Linked DNA regions of Mus musculus: regions 1 and 3 are each linked to region 2. The links are chromatin loops, found by intact Hi-C in ENCODE. Cell type or tissue: heart. All regions are shown on one strand.

Region 1 (8,000 bases), 170 kb before region 2:
ATCTCAGTTTTGCCAGACTCTTATGAGCAGCCATGAGAACACCTAGGGAGGACAGCGAGGTCCCTCAGCAGGGGAGGCCCTGTTTCCTGCAGGTGATACAGTGCACATGCCTCTCCTAATCATATCTGGTGACATGAAGGTGGTACAGACATAGGCTACAGGTGAGAATGTCAGTTTACTCCAATGGCCAGAGCAAAGAGAAAAAGCACCCTAAAGTGTCCATGACAAGCTCACCAAGTATCACTCAAACCATACCTTTGCGTTGACTTCTCCCCTTGGCAATCACACAGCTCTCACTATGGACAGATGATGTGCACACCCTGTTGTCAGTCTTCAAGTCCTTCTTCTCAGATTCAGAGAGGCCTAGGACAAAACCCTGCTGCTCCTGGGTCTGGGCATTCTGCTCATCCACCGCTGGTAAAGAAAGAACATTCTTGCTAAGTCTGTGCCAGTAGGGCTAAGGATACTACTATAGGTTCTCTCTTCTCAGTGGTAATATAGCTCAAGGCTCAGACCCAAAACCCTCACCACAACACACTTTAGTCCAGTGCCCTAGCTCAGTTAATGTACTAGGACTTGGGCATTCCAGCTAACAGGCTGGAGAGAAGGACTCTGAGACAGGAAGTTGTGGAGGTGAAGAGAGTAACTAGAGGCCCTAGCAGGAGAGTGTGTGGTATGGTCACACCGGTGACCAGGTACGGTGTGACCACAGGGTCTGAAGCAATCAGAGGTGGAGCTGCTCAGAATGACAGGAACAGAGTTGGTAAAGTGAGAGGGAGAGCACCGTGTCAAGTGTGGTCCTAGGGCAGTGAGAGGGTAGGTAGGAGAGAGTGAATGGTCGACAGGGTTTGGGAACTGTCATATGAAGATGGAGGTGGGGAAGTCCTTGGGTCTATAACTACATCCAGGGAATCTGGGAACTCCAGTGACACCTAGGGACTCAGAGACCCATTACCTTTTTCTGTGTGCTCTATAATCTGGCGAATTGCTTTCTTCAGGCTGTTGGCTCTCAGCATTAGCTGCTCCCGGGGCCGGAAGATCTGTGGCCGGGAGGGGCATGCCGAGCCCACCAAATGGTCCCCAGTAGAGCTACAGATGTTGCCTGATCCGTCCCCATCCTCAGCCTCCTCAGCAATGGTAGGAGGTGGGTTAGACAGAGAGGATGAAGCCTGAGACTCGTCATCCAAGGTCTTGAGGAGAGAGTCCAGTTTCTCTTTCAAGACAGAGCACTGGATTCAAGAAATAGCAGCATGAGAGCAAGCTCCTCTGCACCAGCTGCTCCACCTACCCTGTGCCTGGGAACCTACCTTCTTGGCCATGACCTCTGACTCCTGCGAGCTCTCTGTCGTCTTCTCATAGGCCTTGCCCACTCGAGCCACAAAGTCCTTCACTGTCTCACAGAGCACTCTGTAGGACAGAAGGCAGCTTGGCTGGGACCCTGCAGAGCAGCAGCGTGCCGCCTCTCTGAGTCCCCAGAGCCCCACTACTCACTTGGCTGATGAGATCACCACAGAATGCTGGTCCGAAGTTAAGATTTTAGAAAGATGAGCTGCGACTGAGTCTTCATAGAAGAGAATTTGCTGCACCTATAATCATACCAAAACAGGGGGCAGTTAGTCCCACAGTCTACTGTGAGCGCCATTAGTGTCTGACTTGGGAGTTTTCTTCGGCCCTTCTGGTCCATCCTCTCACAGAACAGACCATCTCTAAACACTATCAGGGCTGTCCACCGCTAAGGGAGCGAGGACAAAAGTGTCACCAACCTGTGGACAGACTAAATGATGAGTCAGAACTAAACAATCCCTATCAGAGCCCCCGACAGACTATGGCTCTTCAGGCAGGACAGTGAGAAAGCCTGAAAGCCCTGGCGTAAACCCCAGTCTACCTTCAGTAGTGCGCTCGCTCGTGGCCAGGCAGTGCAGAAGCTTCCTTTTGCCCTGACCAGGAACTCTGTCTCTCAGCTCCACCGTTCTCTGTCCACCCCATAGCAAGCAAACCTTCTCACAGGTCAAAGAGAAACTATCTGTGCCAGTCTCAGACATTTTCCTGGGTACTTTTCTCAGGCTCCACACAAATATTCTCAAAACAAAAGCACAGGCCACGCTCCACCTGTGAAGCCATAAAAAGTAGGCTTGGCTTGGCTTGCTGACTGCTACTGTCCTTGACCCCTTGGGCTTGTCAGACCAGTCACCTAGCAGGACCAACACTGCATGTGCCCAGCGGAGCAGTTAGGACATAAACACAAATCAGGATCTCAGAACTGAATCCCTGGAGTGGCCACTGCTCAGCACAGAGGACTGGAACTGGTGCTGAAGCGGTGTGTGCTAACTACAAGGGCAGCACAGATGTCAGAGAGAGACAGATGAGCATGGAGACTTCCGGAAGCAGACAGGAGGAGGCTGTATAGGAAGAACAGCAGACTGCATAAGTGCTGAGCATAAGATGTCACAAGGGGTTAGGCATCGGAAAGCACCTCCCAACAGTCATGAAGCCCTAGAGTTGAGCCTGCTCAGCCTCAATCTCAGCCCAAGGCTCTTCCTGCACTCCTTCAGAACCACAAAAGGGACAAGGATGTAGTAAAAAAGCTGAGTACATGACAATCACATGTGGGGCTTAAATAGCAGGTGGTGGACTGGGGGTCAGCTCAGTGCCAAGTGTGAGAATTGAAGTGCCATTCCCAGCACTACAAGAGAAAGAGCAAGCAAATGGTGGTACCTCTGAGTCCTCGCTGAAGTCCTCAGTGACAGTGGAGGAGGAGGCCTGCCGAGGGAGCTTGGTCTCATATGCCATGACACTCCACCTGCACAGGCCCAAAGTCAGCTCAGCTGCAGAATACCCACTAACACCCAGGGATCTGCAGGGCCCCATCCCCCAACCAACCCCTCACTGCTCCAATGTCATAGTCTGGTGCCTTTATCTTAGTTGTATTCTGACTGTTTGAGTTTTCTGGTTTTCTTGAGACTAGGGCTAGTCTTAGTCCTCACAAGTCTTAGAGTATGAAGCTTGGCCACAGAGGCCAATGCTTCTTGGTCCAGCTGCCATTCACACATCCTGGCTGCCCCACTCACCTGTCCAGCATCTTAGTGCTGGCCCTCTCCAGCTTTGCCAAGATCTGAGGAAGCTGTGTATCATCATCACAGGCAGAGCCCCAGCCAAGAACACGGGCCAGGTCGTTCCCTGTCCCCAGGGGCAGCACACCTAGCTGACACTGGTGGAAAACAGTGAGGAAAACATTCCTTAGACAGCAAGTCTAAGAACCATTCTCATGCAGTACACACTCTGTTGACACCATCAATAGCCACAATAAGTGTAGGAAGTCTGATTTGAAGTATGTGGCCTGTACCTTCTCAGTAGAGCCCACTAGAGGGGACAGATGGGCTTTGTGATCACCAGCAGATACCAGGATCCCCAGCCCTTCCTCACTTATTCAACATGTCTTGGCAATCAAACCTTGCTGGTTTCTATAACCCCTCCCTTCCCAAAGACACTGAAATACTCAGACCTAAAGAGTCAATCTATAACTCCTCAAACATCTCTCTACCCTACTGTACATCTCACTCATTGATGCCACACCACTAAAAGTCACCCCCCCCCACCCCCCAACTTATAGGTCCTATCAGAAGCCATGCTAAGGCTGTCTGAACATACAAGACCTAGTCTGTGTCCTGTATTTACCTGTAAGGTAGTGGTTTCCTAAATTGCCCCTAGCCCTGCTATCTCCTCCTAGACTTAACAGAGGGCAAAAGTAAGGGAAGAAGGCAGAACAGAGAAGGAAGGGGCAAATATGGGGTCTAGTAAAGTCTGCTGTCAGCAGGGAGGACCAAGGGTTATAACTGTCCTAGGGAGGGTTACTCTCAGCAGCCTATGGATGGCCCAGACTAAGGAAGATACAAGAAGGCTGGGATCATGTGGGCAAGCCAGCAACTAGCTTGAAGTAGGGAAAAAGGAAGACGAAGATATCAGGAATAGTTGGGGGCTTCTCCTTGGGTCTTGAATGCATGAAGACTTTCGGGCAAAGTAGGAGCTGAGTGAAAAGCAAGGTTGGAAACCTGCAACATTACAATACCCAGAAACCCCAGAGTGTCCCCCAAATTGGCATGGCATCAAACTCCAGTGAGTCACAAGCTTTCCCCATAGGAAAAGTGTGAAAGATGAGAGTGGGACCCATGAAGTTTGACCATATAGCATGTACTAGAGGCCAGGGGAAGAAACACTACCCCATAGAGGGCTGGGGAAGCTAGGGGTGCAGGAGAGAGTACACAGAGCTCCAAGAAGCACAAAGAAGCCATAGGAGACAAGTGTTTACAGAACTTGACTGAGTACCAGAACCACATTCATAGCATTTCTGCAAGCCAAACAAACATTCAGCTCAAAAGCCAATCAACAAAACTGTAACTATAGTCCCACCACTGGGGGGTGCTGAAGCTTTTCCTAGAGTTATGGTGTGGCTATCAGTAAACCCTGGACCGTCTCTTCTCCAGACAATACACAAATTATGATTGGTGAGTAAAACTAGACAATGAACACAAAATCACTGAAAACTAAAGAACAACAACAACAAAAAATCATAAAGAAAATAAAAATGATAAGCCAGAAAACTAGGGAAATATGTTTGTTTTGTTTTGTTGTGTTGTTGTCATTTCAAGACCGTATTCCTCTGTGTAGCCCTGGCTATCCTGGAACTCTGTAGACCAGGCTGACTTGGAATTCACAGAGATCCACCTGCCTCTCTGTCTCCTAAGCGTTGGGCTTAAAAGCACGCGCCACCACCGCCTGGCAGGAAAAAAGCTGATCTTTACTGACAGACGTAAAAACCATGAGCAGGGGATTGGTTTAAAACAGCATTCCAATAAGGCTGCCCTTGACGTTACTGTAAAATGAACACTTTCTGTTTACACACCTGAGCAAGACAAGGCAAGGCAAGGTCCCATGTCACCTGGAATGTGAACTGGAGCATCCCTGACAAGTGCAATTTGGCACTAAAAATTTAAATAAGGGGCTCCTCAAAAGAGAAGATTCCATAATGTGAACAGGATTTCTGCAAGGTTGTCACAGTCCTCGAGCTCCTGCATGAGGGGAAAAGTGCTAACTCAGGTCCTCCCACTACATCCCATGGAAAACTGCCACTCTGAGCTGTTCCTGGAGCAGAATACGGAAATCCACACATACTGCTATTTCAACAGTTCAGTAACCAACTAGCAGGCTGCATTTTGACACAATCTGAGTGACGGCTATGACAGTAGGCACAACGGCTAATTGCCAAAAAGAAGGACTGAGGGTAAAAAAATCAATGAACACAGGAAGAAATCAGGATAATATATCTTTATTTTAGTGTTAAAAACTAGGCAATTAGGTTCAATGAACTGCAACTCAAACTTTATAGAGGTTGAAGATTCTTCCTCTCCTCTTAAGACAGAGGCATCTAGCAATTAGGTACATCACCTCCCAGGAAAGAGGTGGCGCTTAGGGGACTACAGCCCCCATACTCATCCCCCACATGGAGCCTGATGCCAAGTTGTTTTTACAGCTCCCTTAACCTACATGATTTTCCCATTCATCCATCACAGTGGGGTGCCCCTCAACACCTGTTTGTAGTACCTGTTTGTGAAGGTTGAGGCTATCGATTTCAGAGAGGACCCAGCCAACACTGCCATCCCCGCCACAAACCAGAATCCGGAAGGTGTCAAACTTCTGAAATAACCGTAAGCTGTAGAAGAATGGGAAGCCAGGGAAATGAGTGCACTTTAAAAGACAAATGACGGGTTTCTCTGTCCTACACTGAGGGGACACCCTGTTCCATGTGGCTAAGCCCAGATATGTATATATAAGGTCGACAAGGTGGCCTAGATGTCTGTCTGCCAAACCCCTCTGCTCAGGGCCCATTTTTGTCTACATGAATGATGGCAATGTCAGATCCCAGCAGCTCCTCCAACCAGAAACAGGGAGGAGATAATACACACATTTCAGGGTACCACGACATTCTCACTTGATGTCAGCTCCTAGAAGGACTTGTGGCACAGTCTTCCATATCCCAGCTAAATACCAGGCCCAAGAACCCCAACTCTTGCTTTCCTCATTCATGTGCTAGCCCAGCCCTCCCCTCCCCGAGTAAGGGCAGCTTGGCTCAGCCTCCATTGCTGCTCTGAGTCCTTAAGGAGTCTCCAATAAAACCTTCTCAAACAAGAGTTCTATCATATGTTTTGTCTAATGGCTTGCTAATTAAGAGAAAAGAGTCAAATATCTCAGCAAATAATAGGAGCCCTCTCTGATAAGTATCTGATGCCCTCAGCTCCACCAAGGTCTGACCTAGTCCCTATCATGTATATAGGAAAAGGTGAAGGCAAGAGTATAAAGTGGGCACACTGGACCTCCTCAGAAGCTAGCACATTGGAGACACTAAATCACTAGCTTAACATAGTCTCCCTTACTTCGGATCCCAAAGAAACCAGTGCCTCCCTCCATTCAAGTAACTATTTACATATGCTGCCTTCTCACCAGGGACCTTGCAGACTCTGTCTCTAATGGAGCTGGCTGCAGAGGAAGTCCTCTGAACACAAGCTAGGATGGGCAACAAGACAGTGCCTCAGATTTGAACCATGGTTCAAATAAGTTCTGAGCATCAAGATTGCATTGACTTCCAAAGGGTAAGAAAAATATTTACATGTATCCTTTAAATGTTCACCAATGAGGATCCCTGCTCTCTAGAGAAGCAGTGGTCAACCAAGGCCAGAACTCAGGTAGTTAACCAAGTGTATGATATCAGGTGCTTCCCAGAAACAGGAAATGAGTACACCAGCTGCCAAGCCATCTCTACTAGACCTCTGTCACACCACCCTCTGCTTAGCTCCAGCGATATATCAGGGAGCTCTTACACATCAAAGTCCAGCTTGCCTGCCACACAGCACAGTGGAGTTTTCAAACAATATCCCTACCTGAGCCTGTTCAGTGTAGTACAATCAGCAGATACGGTACTTTTAATATCCCTGCCGAACTGAGACTAGTTCCTCATTAACCTCAGAAAGAATGGATCTGTGCCATTCAGAAAACAGGTATCTGCAGAATTTCAGGAATGCTGCCTTTGAACAAACAGCCTGTAGGAAGCCACTAGTGACTGTCTTCCAGCAAGCTGTGCAGCAAGTGAGAAAGAGCAGAAAAACAAAACAAAAATAAGAAACAAAAAAACAAAAACAAGAAAGAACATTGAAGGCCCAACACCCATGAGCCCCACAGCTTAGGCACACAGAGAAGTCCAGGCTCAAGCTATAGCAATATCTGGCTCTAAAAGAACCTCTCCTAAGCTCCTCCCAAACTCACAATGGAAGTAGGGGCTGCAAGCACCTCCCATTTCAATCTCCCCAAATGCTGGCATGCCCTCTGAGTCCTACCTTACAAGAACAAATGTTTCTTGCAAACCTGTGGAAAGTACAAAACTAAAAGGGAAGGCCACGTCTCCCTGGCTGGCAGGCGAGCACTGCACCTGCATGAAGATCCCACTGTGCTGAGATGGAAAAGTCCCCTTGGTTTTACTGGAAAAAGGCTTCCCGAGAACTAAGCGGGCAGTCCAGAGAGCAAGGCAGGTCTGTAAGCACCAGCACAGAAATGTCCCAAGCACAGGAGCTGATACATGTGAACATGCTGTACGTAGCAACTAGAGTAGTTGCGCATGCATGTTCACTCTTGTGTGGTGCTTTTGCAATGGGAGATGCAAACACCTACCATCTATTAGGAGCAGGTCCTTCATAAGCAGACTTTTGAGAGGGGCAGTTGAACTTTGCTATTTAAAAATTTCTTTATAAAAATGCATTTTTATTTTATGTATACTGCTGTTTTGCTTATATGTATGTTCATGCACCACGGGTACAGTGTCTACAGAGGCAAGAAGAAGGTGTTGAATAATACTCTGTGACTGGAATTATAAACAGTCAATATGATGTGTCTATAAAAAGATAAAGAGAGGAGGAAATATGTTCTATGGAGGTGTGATGAAGTGTGGGGGAAAA
Region 2 (8,000 bases):
TACACAACTGAGACGAGACAGTGAGGCTTAAGGTTCTCTTTCCCAGCATCTAGTTCTTCCTGGTCATTTGATGAGATTACTAGGGGGAGATGTGGAACAAGTGTAGTTCAGTGGAGAGCACTAGTCTAGCATGCTCTGGGCTCCAGGGCACAGAATTGCCTCAACAAAAACAAAAACAAACTTCAGTTGGTAAAAGAACCTTTCTTATGCTTGAAGGAGAAATGAGAGTCAAAGGATAGCCTGAGTTGGGGCAATGCCTTTATGTCAGCATGCTGTAGGCTTCGAGAGAACCTGAGTTGGAGGCCAGTCTGGGTGACAAAGAGACCCAGTTAGTTTCAAACACCAAAGCAGCACATTCTGAGTTCCAACGTCACCAAGCAGAACAAGAGACGGAGCACAGGAACCCTGTAGACCTCTGAGGGTTACAAATCTGCACTACAACCAAAGCTGGGCATGCTGGCAGTCCTACTTCTCCTTAAAATGGAAGTGCAGGAAAAAGTTTCCTGCATTTGATGGATTTTAGGAGGAAGTGGTTCCTTGGAGAGCATTGACAAAAAGAGGGTGTCATTCAGTTTCACCACAGATGGACATCCTGTGAGAAGGGAGGGTGGGGCTTTTAAAGGACACCAGGCATTTAAGAGGGCTCCTTCATAAAGGTTTTCTCCTACAAAGAAGGATCATCAATAAGGGAGTCCACACTTACCCAAGGCCTCTTCTTGTGTTTCTGTTCAGGCTCAGACAGAACTACACAAGGAACACAAGGGAGATGGTCAGAAATGACCAGCTTGAGAAGGCTAGAATGAACTAGGTCATAGTCAAACTAGAAAAGATATGACCAATGCCCTGGCCTATGAAGAAAGATATAAAGAAGCAAAGGTTGTCTGCCCAACCTGCTCCATTGGCCTCCCATGCTGTGTTCTCTTCTCAAACAGCTATTCCGTGACTGACTGAGGATCAGCCAGACCTTACGTTCTATCCAGCACCTTCCCTAAACTGGCAAATACTAGTAACAACCTAAAATAGCGTGAACAGTAGGATTAGTTTCCTAAATTACAGCTTTGTAGTCTATCTAGTGCCTTCACTAGCCTAGCAAGTACAAAGATCCCACCCTCCAAAGTCTATAAACACCGAAAACTTCTTTCTTCTGTGGTTGTTGACAGATGTCCCAGATTCCTCTGCTCTAAGTAGATAGTATTATTTAAGGACCTGATCACCTGAAATTCATCTCAGCTCATCCCTCATTAACTTGGAAAGAATCTTCATTATTTAAAATATTTCCCATCTCTGACTGTTCCAATGGTTTGACACTCTCCTACCAATAGGTTATCCAGTTTTGAAATTTAAAAAAAAAAATCAAAACAAAACGAAAATGACTCAAGTTGTCTCCAAGATTATTATAGATGTTGTTTAATGCCCTTATATACACTCTATTTTTATGAAGCAGGCAGGGCATATCTTCACTCCCATTTTAAAGATGCACCAAACTAGAAATGTCTGTAAGGACCTAGTGAGATCTCTGACCCAATCTGTCAGATTTTAACTACATTATCTTTTAAAGAGAAACAAGAACGGAACCCATAAAACGTGTAAACAGATTCCTGGGCTACATTAATAGCCATTGCTCTCCCAGAGTGCAAGGAAGCAACACACCAGAGACAGCGTCCCTTTCCTGCTCTCCTTTTAAAGGGCTAAGTGCTGAGAAAGAGCCATTCCTCAGGAGAGCCAACAAAGGCAAATGCACAAGTGTCTTAAAACCAATGTCTAACCTCAGCCCCAACATTAACCCATACTGCAACTTCATCATCGTTGGCCTTGGTGCTTCATAAAAATTTAACATGAAACAATACATGCCAATTACTTAAAATGCTCAAACGTGTGTGCAAATCGAACCACTCAGGAAGCATAAAAAAAGTATGGGACTATTTTATCTTCTGTCATTTATACTGACTTAATTAGTCTGGAGTGTTTTTGATTGTCAAGTACATCCCCAGATGATTCTAACGTGTAAATAACTACTGATTTATCCCCATCAGAATGCAAATAGCAGTACTACGATTTCAAATCCCACTACCCGCAAAAACTTAGGAAGACTATGCCCAGGCTATCTCAGGAAGCAGATGGAACCTCAGGATCGAGGAGTGTCAACGCATTCGTTCAAATGTGAAACAGATTGGCTAAATTGGGAACACGAGGCACGAAAATGATCGTTGAGAACCCGCCTTAAGAATACAAGATACTTTCGATCCTTAAAATTCGCAAAGAGCGGCGAAGAGACCACTCTTTTTTTCTCACTTAAGGCTTTCAATAATAGCAAATGACCCAGTGGACAAATCCTAAAACTCAAATGTGTACCAACAATATGGAGAGGCCTGAGAAGTCAAAAACCACTAGTTCCACAGCATTCCGAAGAGAACGTCCATCTCTCGAGTTAATGCGTAAAGTCAATCTCTGTCTTGAACTCGATTCCTTAAACACGACGTTTTTGGAGCCTGACTACCTAAGTGCATCGGCGCCGCCTGGGTTATCGAGATTTACAACTGCAAACGATGTCTGTGGAAAGAACCTGGAAAAGGGGAACCCTCCATGATCGCGCCTAAGGTTTAAGCCAAAGAAGGAAGGTAAGCAACGAAAGGGCTCGAGACGTGCGGGACGCCAGGTCCCCGACGAGGCCGCCATGCGCGCGGGCGGAGCCGGGGTTCTCGCTGCCACGGCGCGTTCCACTCCCCGCCCCGGGCCCGCGCGTGCCGCTCACACTGCAGAATGATCTCCTCGAACGCCTGCCTCTGCAGTCGGTCCCGGCGCCTCAGTTCCTCCGCGATGTGACGCTTCCAGCGGGGAAAGTCTGCGGCGCGCAGGCCCGACGACATGCCGAACGCTGCCCCGGCGCCTCAGGGCGGCCGATCCGTGCCGACACTGGGGGGCTGCAGGCTGCAGCGTGCTGCCAGCCGCCAGCGAACAGAAGCCGGCCGCCGGAACCTCACCTTCCCACACAGGGCACCCGGAGGCGATCCGGGAAGATTTTCCGGTCTCTGCCGGAAATTATTCTGGAGAAGGCCGGAAGGCCCGCCTCGTAGCCCGACGTCCTAGGCCGCGCGCAAGCTCCCGGCCGAGACTTCGCGGGACGCTCTCAAATGACGCAACCTTGAAGCCGGAAGCGTCGGTGATGAGAGGCAGCCGCTGGGAGGCACCCTGGCTTCGCGGAAGAAGACAGGAAATGGGGTGGTTTTGTCCGGGGGTGTCTGTTTCCTTCCTCCTTTTACATTGTGTGTGCATCTTTTTTTTTTTTTTTTTTTTTTTTTTTTTAATTTCAGCTCAGAAGTGGGAGCTCCCCTGTGTATAGTGAATGATTGTCGTTGAGTGACAACCTCCCTAAGTATTAGGTGCCTAACCTGTAAAATGGGGGTAGTAATGGTATTTAACCGGAAGGTGAAAAGCCGTGAAATGTAATTTCTCTCTGCTGCATGGCAAAACTGTCTTCACATAGACAACTGCGTCCCTCCAAGACCTACGCAAACTGAATTTTAGCTCATGCCTGTGTGTGCCTTCAAGGCTGATCTCAAACACCTAGACTCAAACCATCTTTTTGGTCTTTTGGTTACTACGCTCTCAAAGGATATGAATCAATTGAGAGACACAGTTTAAAGAGAAATTTAGCAAAGTAAACACGCCAAAGAGAGGAGTGGATTTTTTTTTAAAAGATATCTTTGTTGGGGATTTATTTTTTTTTCTTAATGAAAAGGAGGTGAGTAGCATAATTCATGGAGTAAGGCCACCCATTTCTCTCTCAAAACAAGGAAGATTGGTTCAACCTTTTAGGGTACTTCTGGTTTTCCAGAAAAGCCCACAGGTTGAGGCTGGAGGAATGCAGACTGTAAACTCATACACACACATACTCACACACACACACTCGCCGTGGAGCCTTGGGTAGTATTATTATCACTTTTTTTTTTTTTTTGAGATTCACAATTTTTCTTTATATACATTTCAAATGCTATCCGGAAAGTTCCCTATACCCTCCCCCCGCCCTGCTCCCATACCCACCCACTCCCACTTCTTGGCCCTGGCATTCCCCTGAATTGGGGCAAATAAAGTTTGCAATACCAAGGGGCCTCTCTTCCCAGTGATGGCCGACTAGGCCATCTTCTGCTACATATGCAGCTAGAGATACAAACTCTGGGGGTACTGGTTAGTTCATATTGTTGTTCCACCTATAGGGTTGCAAACCCCTTCAGCTCCTTGTATGCTCTCTCTAGCTTCTCCACTGGGGGCCCTGTGATCCATCTTATAGATGACTGTGAGCATCCACTTCTGTATTTGCCAGGAAGACAGTTATACCAAGGTCCCTTCAGCAAAATCTTGCTAGTGTGTGCAATAGTGTCTGAGTTTGGTGGCTGATTATGGGATGGATCCCCAGGTGGGGTAGTCTCTGGATAGTCCATCCTTTTAGCTCCAAACTTTGTCTCTGTAACTCCTTTCATGGATATTTTGTTCCCTATTTTAAGGAGGAATGAAGTATCCACCTGTTGGTCTTCCCTCTTCTTGATTTTCTTGTGTTTTGCAAATTGTATCTTGGGTATTCTAAGTTTCTGGGCTAATATCCCCTTATCAGTGAGTGCATATCATGTGTGTTCTATAGTGATTGGGTTACTTCACTCAGGATGATATCCTCCAGATACATCCATTTATCCAAGAATTTCATAAATTCATTGTTTTTAATAGCTGAGTAGTACTCCATTGTGTAAATTATCACATTTTCTGTATACATTCCTCTGTTGAGGGACATCTGGGTTCTTTCCAGCTTCTGGCTATTATAAATAAGGCTGCTATGAACATAGTGGAGCATGTGTTCTTATTACCAGTTGGAACATCTTCTGGGTATATGCCCAGGAGAGGTATTGCTGGATCTTCTGGTAGTATTATGTCCAATTTTCTGAGGAACCGCCAGACTGACTTCCAGAGTGGTTGTACAAGCTTGCAATCCCACCAGCAATGGAGGAATGTTCCTCTTTCTTCACATCCTCCCCAGCATCTGCTGTCACCTGAATTTTTGATCTTAGCCATTCTGACTGGTGTGAGGTGGAATCTCAGGGATGTTTTGATTTGCATTTCCCTGATGATTAAGGATGTTGAACTTTTTTTCAGGTGCTTCTCAGCCATTCGGTATTCCTCAGGTGAGAATTCTTTAACTCTGTACCCCATTTTTAATGGGGTTATTTGAATTTCTGGAGTCCAGCTTCTTGAGCTCTTTGTATATATTATTATCCCTATTATTATCATTATTATTGTTGTTGTAGTTTATCAAAAGACTCTTACAAGGACCACAGAGACCGCCGCCATCACTGCAAAACGCATGAGGATTTTTATTGATCCAACATGTTGGGGACTTCCCTCTCAGCACGCAGGCCAGAGGAGAGACCCAGAACAAAGAAAGAACACACTTTTTTATACCTTTGTAAGGGGCAGATTTGAGCGACAGGGTTCTCATTGGTGTAGCAAGTAACTCTTTCAGGCATTGGTTGGTTTGTGTAGTGACTAAATAACCCTTTGGCCTAGTCCCTCACTTTTCTTGCCCCCCCATGGTGGGTTATTATGATTTGGTCAGCAAAGTAATGGTACATTTTAAACTTATGGATCAGCTATTAACGTCACAGCTATTAACATCAAGGAAATTCTCGCAACAAGGTCAGGGTGGTTTGTGGTCTTTGTCAGAATTTAGTGTGGGGCAGAGTAGGAGAATTGCTAATCTTGTTATGGTTATTTCTCTGAGAACAGCTAATATTATTTTAGCAGTAGCAAAGTTAGTAATTTTGACTGCTAAAACTATGTTTTTACATTTGTTTAGCCTGGCTCTGCACTTGGCCTGCTTGTATAGTTTGGAAAGTCCTTTTCAGAGGGGGAAGGTACTAGGTGGTCTTGAATTCATTTCGGATATTACAGTATTATCTAGGAGAGATGTCTGGTAGCTTTCCTGATGCTGTACTAGTTTTGTGTTCTGTTTGTTGTTTATTTTCTTTTAACCTGACGCAGTCTGGGAAGAGGGAACCTCCTCTAAGAAACTGTCTCCATAAGATTGGCCTGAAGGCGAGCCTGTGCATTGTTTTCTTGATTAACAGACTGAAAGCTGGGCTGGATGGCTCACTGGGGAGGCAGAGACAGGTGGGTCTCTCATGATTTGAGGCAAGCCTGGTCTACATGGTGAGTTCTGTGATAGCCAGAACCTGTCTCAAAAAAACCAACCACCAAAAACCTAAGACATCTGTTTCATCTCTGGCTCCTTTTTGGTGACCTTTCATGCTCCCGGAAATGATCGCATGGATCTCTGTTAAGAAAGTTGACGTTTTGCTGTGAATGTTGGGCCATGGTTTCACAATTGCTTCTCAAGCTGTACAAAGTTAGGAGCAGGGAATTAAGCTGTCTCCTAGAACCCCCTGCTTTCAGATTCTCTCCACAAGTTGCATTCTACCAGATGTTCTTATATCTGCCCTCTGGAGTAGCTGAGACTATCTATAGTCATGTGCCTCTGTGCTCAGAACCACTGACCTTAGAAATGCCTCACTACCACCACCACCACGAGAAGGAGATGGATGAAAATAGAGCTAATAAAAGCTGTGAACAATGAATCAGAGATTCTGTCCTTCATTATACTCCTAGGAGCCTCAGAAGGCAATCCAATACTAGTAGAAGTTAGAAGGGAGAAACTGATGACACACAGACCCTTAGAAAGATGGTGTACTGTCCGGGTTTATGTGTCAACCTGACACAAGCTGGAGTTATCACAGAGAAAGGAGCCTCCCTTGAGGAAATACGTCCATGAGATCCAGCTGTAAGGCATTTTCTCAATTAGTGATCAAGTGTGGAGGGCCCAGACCATCCCTGGACAAGTAGTCTTGGGTTCTATAAGAAAGCAAGCTGAGCAAACCAGGGGAAGCAAGCCCGTAAGCAGCATTCCTCCATGACTTCTGCATCCACTCCTGTCTCCAAGTTTCTACCCTGTGTGAGTTCCTGTTCTGACTTTTTTGTGATAAACAGCAATGTGGAAGTATAAGCTGAATGGACCCTTTCCTCCCCAACTTGATTTTTGGTCATGATGTTTTGTGCAGGAATAGAAACCCTGACTAAGACAGATGGCTTTGTTTGACAAGCTCACTTGAACAGAAAAATTGGTTCAGAATTGTCTGAACATCATTCCCTTTAACAGTCTAGTGAATATGTTGCTTTTAGCAGGTTAGTAAGATTGTAACAAGGACCAATGAAATGGCTCAGCAGGTAAGGGTAATTGTTGCCAAGCTTGGTGACCCGAGTTCAAGACCTAGGGCACATACACTAGAAATAATGGACTCCTGCCAGTTTTCCTCTGACCTTCACACATACATACACACTGGGGCACTCATGTACACACATAGACACAACACAGGTGCATGTGTACAAACAGTAAATAAAATTTGATTAAAAAGATATGGAGCCACACAATGTAGGATTCACAAAAGGGGAATGGAATGTCAGAGTCTTCTAGTAAAAAGATCCTTCATATGCATCTAACCCTCAAGAGACTTGAGGCCTCAGGGAGTAGGGAGATCTGGTGGGGGGTGGAGTGGAGACATTCTGTTGGAGACACGGGGGGGGGGAAGGTATGGGATGAGGAATAGTCAGAGGGTAGACCAGGAGGGGGATAAAGACTGAACTATAAAAAAGAATCAAAGAATAACAAAAAAGAAGATCCTTCATAGACAGTTAAGAAATCGTTGGAACAGAACAAACATGGAGAACAGGTTCTAGACCTGTAGTAAGGATACCCCAATAGTTTCTCTGGAGGCATTAAAGGGAACCCTGGGAATCACATGTAAGTTATTTCCTCCTGCAGGGAAGTAAATGAGGAAGCAGGTCCTGAGAGTTATCTTCAACATGGCACCAAATCTTGTCAACTAATCATGAGAATTTTCTGACAGGCATATAATTAAAACATAATTGGTATGTTTGCTAATTTGCTCAGCTAGCAACCA
Region 3 (8,000 bases), 59 kb after region 2:
TGCTTCCTGACCAAGCCCAGCTGCTGCTGGCTGGCTGGCTGACTGGAAAGACAGTGACAGTGACAAGGGGCAGCCATAGAAGTCCTGGGGCAAAGGAGGCACAAGCAGAAGGGAACTATGAAGAAAGGCAGAGGATCCATGACAGGAGCTGTATTGAGATCCTGCGAAGAGCTGCTACCTTAGCCTGGTTCTGAGTGTTCACATGTCTCTTTGATTTTCTGTCCACAGCCGACTCCTGAGAGCCTCTGTCCCCTATGGCTCGACCCAAGGTGGAGTCTCCTTACCCAAGTGGGCAGCTCCACGCGGTAGTTGAGATCCCCAAGCCAGAAGAGGTGGGTGAAGCGGTGGGTGATGTTAAATGGGCTTAGCTTCTTGTCTCCCAGGGCCAGGAACCGCAGGATGTTCATATAGTTTTGATTTCTCCTAATTCAAGAAAACAAGGGCCATCTAGCACATCTAGCATGGGTACTGTCCTTGATCTGACAGTAGGAAGTCAGAGGCAACAGGTGGGAAACAGAGACTTAGACTCAAGCTCTGTCCCAGTGGTCACCTGAGTGTGTCTGGGAAACCCAACTGGGAACACAGAGTCTAGATTCCATGCAGGAATCTACCCATTAGGAAACAGATCAGCAATTGAAATAGCTGGTTATGGTCATGACAGAGGCACATGCAGACAAAGTGAGCTTTGAGCTATAGGATGCTCCTGAGTGGTATTTCCCTTTAGAAATGAACCAGGCTCAAAGGGGTTCACTAGGTTGATAATGACATCAACATGTTTTCTGTCCTCCAGACAAGAGTCACATATACCTGAGGTCTCTACTGTACTACAGTTGTCTTTGCTCAGACGGCAGATGTCCAGAAGGTCCTGAGGCTGGGCAAGCATCAGGGTGTGCGAGGCTAAGGCTGTCTGGGTGCATGGAGGGAATGGCTCCCATTACCTGAGCTTTTTTTCACTTCCAGAAGTCAAGTGGCTGTTGACGAACCCCAAGGAGGTTCCATTGAACATGAAGGACACTCCCACTGCTCCCTTGTTTCCTGAGGGAGGAAGAAAGAGAAGAAGCAGAATGTCAGGCAGGCAGGCAGGCTTGCCGAGGGGTCAGAGGCTGAGGTGAGGTAAAGGGTACTAATGCTGTTAGCAAGGAGAAAGAGAAGCAGACCAAGGGAAGAGAGGAGAGTGGATAGGTCAGCGGGGGTGGGACATGCCAGTGACTGGCAGGTGGTAGCAGCCTTGTGATTTTCTACATAGGAGAAAGGAAGGAGAATGCTATCATCTGTTTCTGGCTATGGGGATGTTGGGGGCCATGATACTGAGCAGAGAGGGACAAGGAGGGGTGGAGCAGCCTGGAGCCTTGGGATTTGGGAGGTGCCTCCTCCCCCAACTGAGTGAATGACTATCTACTCAGGATCCACTCCTGTGGGATCAAAAATGTTCACCCCAGATACACACATGTACATGTACACCCACATAGACACACACAGAGAGACATACACAGACACAAACGCACATAAACACACACATATACACACCCCAAAATACGGACACACACAAGTACACACACTTCTCCAAGTGGGATCCCTGGACTGGCTGGCACTATGTCACCTGAAAGCTTGTCAGAATGGAAACCATCTGAGACTTACTGAGACAGAACCCACATTTTAGCCAGATTGCCAGAGCTGGTATAGACCCTGGATGAGTTTTTGCAAGGAAAACCTTCTGGATTTGCTAGAGACGAAGGGATCCCAGGACAGGACTCTCACAGTTTATCCTGGGACATTGCCAAAAGGAGGAGGAGGAGGAGCATGCACAGGAATGGCTTTCCCTCTATGCTCACCCAGGGTGTTGGCGATGCCTGTCTTCACGTTGTCAGTGCAGATATGGCTGATCCGATTCTCATGCTCTGGCTTGGCAAGCACCACTATGCGAATGTTCCAGAGGGTGTGGATGGCAACCTGGTGGTGGTGGTGGGAGATGGTGTTGCAACACAGGACTGAGGTACACCTTTGGAACCCTGAACATGCACCCCGGTTCCACCCTGGGAGTAAGACACCCTGTCTGTATTTCCTAGCTTTCAGGGGGAACTTCCAACAATGCCTAGAAATGAGACAAAGCACCTCAGAGATGAGAACTGGGACTGAAAATGCATCTAGGAAGTAAATATTATTCTTTTTCTTTTCTTTTTGGTTTTTTCTCTGTATAGCCCTGGCTGCCCTGGAATTCACTTTGTAGACCAGGCTGGCCTCAAACTCAGAAATCCGCCTGCCTCTGCCTCCCGAGTGCTGGGATTAAAGGCGTGCACCACCACGCCCGGCGATATTATTCTTTTAAGCAGGAGTAGGGAAGATGGCGGACTCAGGACCCTATCAACTTGTAAGGGTGCCACCTCAATGCACATCTGTGGCTCTGAAAGTGGGGTACCCCTGAGCAATCCTATACATCTTTGGAAGTATCCTGTCTGACTTCTGGAATGCTTGAAAGAGTCTGCTGTCTTCCCACCCCAGGCCTGGCCAGCTGCTCACTGTTTTAAATGTCATGCTGGTGACTTCTTGCAGGGAGTGCCTGAGTAGCTCCAGCCACTCCTTCTCTCCAAGGGGATCCTCCTGGGTGCCAATCACATAGATGTCATGGGGGATGTAGTCAGCAGAGTCGTCCCGTGTCTTTCCCTGCCCCTTGGAGAGAAACCAGGACGTGATCTTCTTGGGAGGGGGTGCATTACCTTCAACAGCAAAACCCAACACCGAATGAGTCAAAGACAGGTCAGGTCAAGGGCATTAGGGGGATTCAAAACAGGGGAAGAGGAGAATCACATAGTTACAAAAATCATGGGGGCAAATGCCCTAGATGGAGGACTCAGTGCTGATACCACCTTACATGTTAGCTATGGGCAGAGCTCAGTGAGATCTTGTTGTAAAGATAACATTACATTTCAAAGGATGGAAAGCCTGGGAGATCCTCTCTGGAGCCCTGATCTAACTGAACAGGTTGCCAGACATGTCCTAGGCTCTAGGGTGGCAGTGAGACATGAAATCTGGCCCCGTTTGTCACTCAGGAGTTTACATTTTCAGGGGTGAGTGACATGTCCGGGATGGAGGCTTCTACCGTGCAGCCAGGAAACACCAAAGGCTTCCTGGAGGAAAGTTATAAGTCAGCTAAGAACTGAGATGAAGAGGTGCTCAACAGAGAAACAGGAGGGGGCTGCAACTTGTCTCAGCTTCCGTTTTGAAAAATGAGTGGAAGCAGCTCCCTCAAGGAATGATGGGTAATCTACTTCTGGAGCTACCCTAAGTATGGGTAGATATTCTCCCCACACCCTGAGGAGATCTATCTATGTCCCTCAGCCAACAGAGAGACAAGAAGCCAATAATCCACATAATGATCTCTGCCAAACTCCCCCCCCCCCCCCGGGGGGCTCTAAGTGAAACTCATAAGGAGACCTGCCATGCGCAGCAGGGCTCCTGCCTAGTGCCTCCATGTGACTTCTCCTGGAAGGGCGCCCCCATGTGTTTGCTGCTGGAAGGGCAGCAATGGGATGACCTCCCGCCATGTTCAACCAAAAGAACTCTTCACAGACGGACAAGAGAACTAGAAAGGTCCTTGTGCCACATGCCTGAACACCTGAGGGTGAGTGCCTGAGGAGTTAATGATAGACTAAGATATCCATTAAATTTGAATTTCTGGTGGCTGGGTGATTTTTAGAGTAAGTATGCCCCATACAATGGTTGTCTGAGATTCAGATTTAACTGGACATTTTAAAAATTTAATTCTAGCTCAATATATATCCCAAAACATTTAGTATAATTGACAATTAGTATAATGTACTATTATATATATTTAGTATAATAATATGTGGTAATTGTTATATATGATATATATTTAATCCAATATATATTTTGTACCTTAGCTTTTATTGTTGAGTACTTATACCAAATGATCATTTCACTTACATATTTACCATATGATTATGCTACCATTATATTTAGCATACATATTTTGTTCATTTACTTTTAACTACACATATATGCTAAAAACTTATATATTGGGCTGGCGAGATGGCTCATTGGTAAGAGCACCCGACTGCTCTTCCGAAGGTCCAGAGTTCAAATCCCAGCAACCACATGGTGGCTCACAACCATCCATAACAAGATCTGCCTCCCTCTTCTGGTGTGTATGAAGACAGCTACAGTGTACTTACATATAATAAATAAATCTTTAAAAAAAACCTTATATATTATTTATATGGCACTTAAACTTAGGGCCACTAGGATCTATCCATCAATCCACTTACCCATCCATCCATCTACTCATCCACTGATGTCTCTATCCCTCCCCTCACTTCCTCCCTAGATAAGCAAGGACCAGACTTCTTTATTCCAGGCCTGGGGCCCCTTGGTAAACTGCAGAGTAAGCTACTTTGGCTACTTTTGGGGTGCACTAATCCTAAAGCCTATTTTACTTGTTCATCATCCTCTGACAAAGGTAGAATTCTCTAGAAAAGAGGTTGTATAGATGGGATTGAGACCAGGACTATGGCTGAGAGATAGAGGTGCCCCCTTGTGCCACTTGTAGAAGCTGAGGCAGGAAGGTGGACCCAAGTAGAGCTGGTAGGATGGAGGGGGCACAGGGACCCACCCATGTTCCAAGTGCCAATGAAGATGGTGATCATGTCAGGCTCTGGCTGCTCCGAATGCTTGTTCTTCATCTGCTGCAGGAGTTGACAGAAGCCTTCTCTTTTCTGAGGGAGGAAGGACAGACACACTTAGCAGAACCTCCACCTCCCTGCACACTGGCCTCTACAAAGATGTGGTCAGCTTAAAAAAATACTGAAAGGTCTTTGTGTGTGTGTGTGTGTGTGTGTGTGTGTGTGTGTGTGTGTGTGTGTGTGTGTGTATAAGTGAGAGAGGCAGCCACCCGGAGAGATGCATTCAAAGCTATGAGTATATGGCTTCTTGGACCCAGCTGTTCCACTGCAAGGTTATGATTTGAAGCAAAAAATGAGGAACTGCACCAAGATACATTAGAGCACTGGAGCATGTTCACAGGTAAGGGACTCACAAATATATGTATGTATATATATATACACACACACACAGAGTTTTAACATTATGGTGTAGAATTACTTTATCCACAGAAAGGTGGCCACAATACATAATTTTTATAAAATGCCACTTGGCAAAATGGAATGTGTATCACCATTGCAATAAAAAAAAAAAAAAGGGCTGGTGAGATGGCTCAGTGGGTAAGAGCACCCGACTGCTCTTCCAAAGGTCCGGAGTTCAAATCCCAGCAACCACATGGTGGCTCACAACCATCCGTAACGAGATCTGACTCCCTCTTCTGGAGTGTCTGAAGACAGCTACAATGTACTTACATATAATTAATAAATAAATCTTTAAAAAAAAAAAGTGTGGGGCATGGCCATGTAATTCCAGCACTTGGAAGGCTGAGGTAAGAAGACTGCCGTGAGTTCAAGGCCAATCTGTGGTAAATAGTGAGCACCAGGCTAGACAGAACAATATTGCAAAAATCCTGTCTCACGAAAGCCCAAACCAAGGCAAACCATAAAAACAAACAACGACGATGACGACGATGACGACAATAATCCCTTAAGCCGACCGGAAGGGGAAGTCCAGAACCGGTTAGCAGTGAAGGCCGTGCTGCTTTTCTTTTAAACTTTTAACTATTTTGGTTGCAACGTTTTTATTTTATTTCTGTAAGACTGAATTACTTATTTGGTGAGAGAAAATGTAGAGAAACGGGGCCAGCACAATGGCTCCGCAGTGAAGACATACACTATGCAATGGAGTTCAATCCTTGGGACTCATATGGTAGAGAGGGAAGTAACTCCTGCAGGTTGTCCTCTGACCTCCACACATGCACTGAGGCACATGCATCCACCTCCAAATAAAATAATTTTTTTAAATAAAACTAAGCAAAGGCCAAAGGGCATGTTAGGAAAAGGGCCTCCCTGATCTCTTACATGTATTTCTCCTATGCTCACAGCGGAGCATGAGACTCGTCTCTCTCTTAGTCTAGAGGGCTGTCGTCAATAGGGTGGCTGACTTTAAATGAGAACACACAAAATTTCAAGCAGTCCTATGAATGCTTGACTCAGGGAATAGCACTATTTGGAGGTGTGGCTTTGTTGGGATAGGTGTGGCCTTATTGGAGGAAGTGTGTCACTGTGAGTGTGAGCCTTAAGACCTTCATTCTAGCAGCCTGAAAACCAGTCTTCTCCTAGTGGCCTTCAGATGAAGGTGTAGAACTCTCAGCTCCTCCTGCACCATGTCTGCCTGCTTAGACACTACCATGTTCCTGCCTTGATGATAATGGACTGAACCTCTGAACCTGTAAGCCAGCCCCAATTAAATGTTGTCCTTACAAGAGTTGCCTTGGTCATTGTGTCTGTTCACAGAAGTAAAACCCTAACTATGACAAGTGCCAATATGAAAGGCCGGATGCCTGGTGTCCCTCACCTGGTTTCAAAGCCAGCAATTTCATATGATTCAACCTCATCATTGCAAATATCACAGTGGCCCACTCTAAAGATACCAGCTCATCATGACATAACAAGAGCTTCTTTATTGAAACCTGCCTTTAACCAGCGATGGCTCAAGGGTCAGTGTCTCAACCCCACTGAGCTTGCAGCAATGGGACAGAAATAGCCAGTTTGGGACCTATGCTCCTGAAGCCTAGAATGCTGCCTAACCATGTGAACATTCTCTACTTTCTGTACTCTCTTGCTACTGTTCCCGTCGGCTCATGCCTGCCACTGTACCTTCATATTCCCTCCCAGGATGAGTGAAAGTAGATGCCTTGGGAACCTGGTGGGGGTTACCTCTATGAGACTGTACTGGGAGCCTTCCCTTAGCTTGTCTCCAATGTCTGACCCGTGAGTCAGCCACACATGCTAAGCTATGTGCCCTATCTTGTGGGACAGTTCACCATGCCAGGAAACTTGGTAATGGAGAACAGAAGACTCCAGAAACTCACACTTAAGATGGTAGGTGCCTCCCTGCTCCCTGCCAGATTCCTGGCCTGGAACACATACCATATTCCCCATGTTGTTCACATAGCCCAAAACAGAATTCTCTATACTAATGAGGTAGGTACCTAGAGGCCCTGAGAGTTTAGCCACAAAGTGTCCCTTCTTGAACCGACATTCCTTCTTGAAGAAGGTATTTAATCTCTGGCCCACCCAGAGAAGTTGGTAAGCAGCCATTTTCCATGATGAACAACCAATAACACTTTGGAAGCAAGGACTGTCTCTTTCATTGAGAACTGCCATGGGGAGCATGGGGAAGGCCTTCATCTATAGAGCCGAAGCTTAAGTCTCCCATAGAAAGTCCATCTGCACCCCTTTGTTGATAAGCTAACCCAGAGTTCCCATTCCCCTGGCCCCCTGGGCTAGTCCCAGTCATCAGCCTGTGGGTCCCTCCCTGAACTCTGCTCTCAATTCCTTGCAACTCAGCCACACACACACAGCCCCCCCTCCCCCTTATCACGCTGTGTCGCCCATGAATCCCTGACACTTCATTACCGACTTCTCTGTGCAGTTCTCCAGAAGCAACTGGAGGCCCGGAAGTCAGGAAACCCCAACTTCAATCTCCCCTATCTTAGATTGCATCTTCCTACCCCCAGAATGGTGTCTTGGTTCTTCCCTGAAGCCCAGCACCTGATGGCAGTAGGATGGGATAAGCACAGGCAAACTCCTGTGTTTCACCTTCCTAAGTGGCATGTCCCACACCCCAGAGGTGGGGCAGCATGTGGACCCACACTATCTGTTCTTCTATCCACTTTTAGCGCCTCACTGAGCGTGAACAGCAAGGCCTCTGTGTGGTAATCAGCCCATTTGAGGGGACTTCTGAGGTGAGCAATCAAGATGCAGAGACCACACATCTGGATTGGATGAAGCACATCCAGGGGTTACTTTAGCAGAGCAGGGCAGAGTTTAAAAACAGAAGTCACACAGAAGTGACAGGGGAGCACTGGTTCAGGTCTTAAA

Evidence for each region. Hi-C counts contacts between places; a loop is a spot of excess contacts. Peaks named below come from ENCODE experiments on the same cell type or tissue, not always from the same donor. Only the 100,000 strongest peaks of a DNase experiment are listed, where the experiment ranks them.
Region 1: it touches region 2 in a loop (3-fold over the local background); 18 of 42 quality-filtered maps call a loop at or near these places.
Region 3: a loop joins it to region 2, with 2.1 times the contacts of the local background. A loop is called at or near these places in 3 of 42 quality-filtered maps.

The regions. Positions count from the first base shown.
Region 1 is chr1:87,919,280-87,927,279 of GRCm38, reverse strand. It overlaps Dgkd (diacylglycerol kinase, delta), which reads right to left. Exons shown (of 30, transcript NM_177646.3): 10 at 5,599-5,707; 11 at 3,069-3,208; 12 at 2,716-2,800; 13 at 1,492-1,586; 14 at 1,308-1,407; 15 at 956-1,229; 16 at 256-414. Among named protein-coding and RNA genes, the nearest start is that of Gm19582, 69 kb to the right of the region's middle. In heart, a CTCF peak has its summit at 4,411 (motif pointing right); no DNase peak of the experiment used is centred here.
Region 2 is chr1:87,751,067-87,759,066 of GRCm38, reverse strand. It overlaps Atg16l1 (autophagy related 16-like 1 (S. cerevisiae)), which reads right to left and starts at 3,056. Exons shown (of 18, transcript NM_029846.4): 1 at 2,753-3,056. The coding sequence starts at 2,867. Gm33517 (predicted gene, 33517) reads left to right here and starts at 3,321. Exons shown (of 4, transcript NR_157047.1): 1 at 3,321-3,742. In heart, a CTCF peak has its summit at 3,170; a DNase peak (open chromatin) is centred at 3,116; H3K4me3 peaks cover 2,159 bases; H3K27ac peaks cover 1,768 bases; H3K27me3 peaks cover 766 bases.
Region 3 is chr1:87,692,063-87,700,062 of GRCm38, reverse strand. It overlaps Inpp5d (inositol polyphosphate-5-phosphatase D), which reads right to left. Exons shown (of 27, transcript NM_010566.3): 11 at 4,628-4,730; 12 at 2,518-2,714; 13 at 1,833-1,950; 14 at 939-1,035; 15 at 285-423. It overlaps Gm33470 (a long non-coding RNA gene), which reads left to right. Exons shown (of 4, transcript XR_878350.2): 4 at 229-290. Among named protein-coding and RNA genes, the nearest start is that of Gm33470, 29 kb to the left of the region's middle. In heart, a CTCF peak has its summit at 3,503 (motif pointing left); no DNase peak of the experiment used is centred here.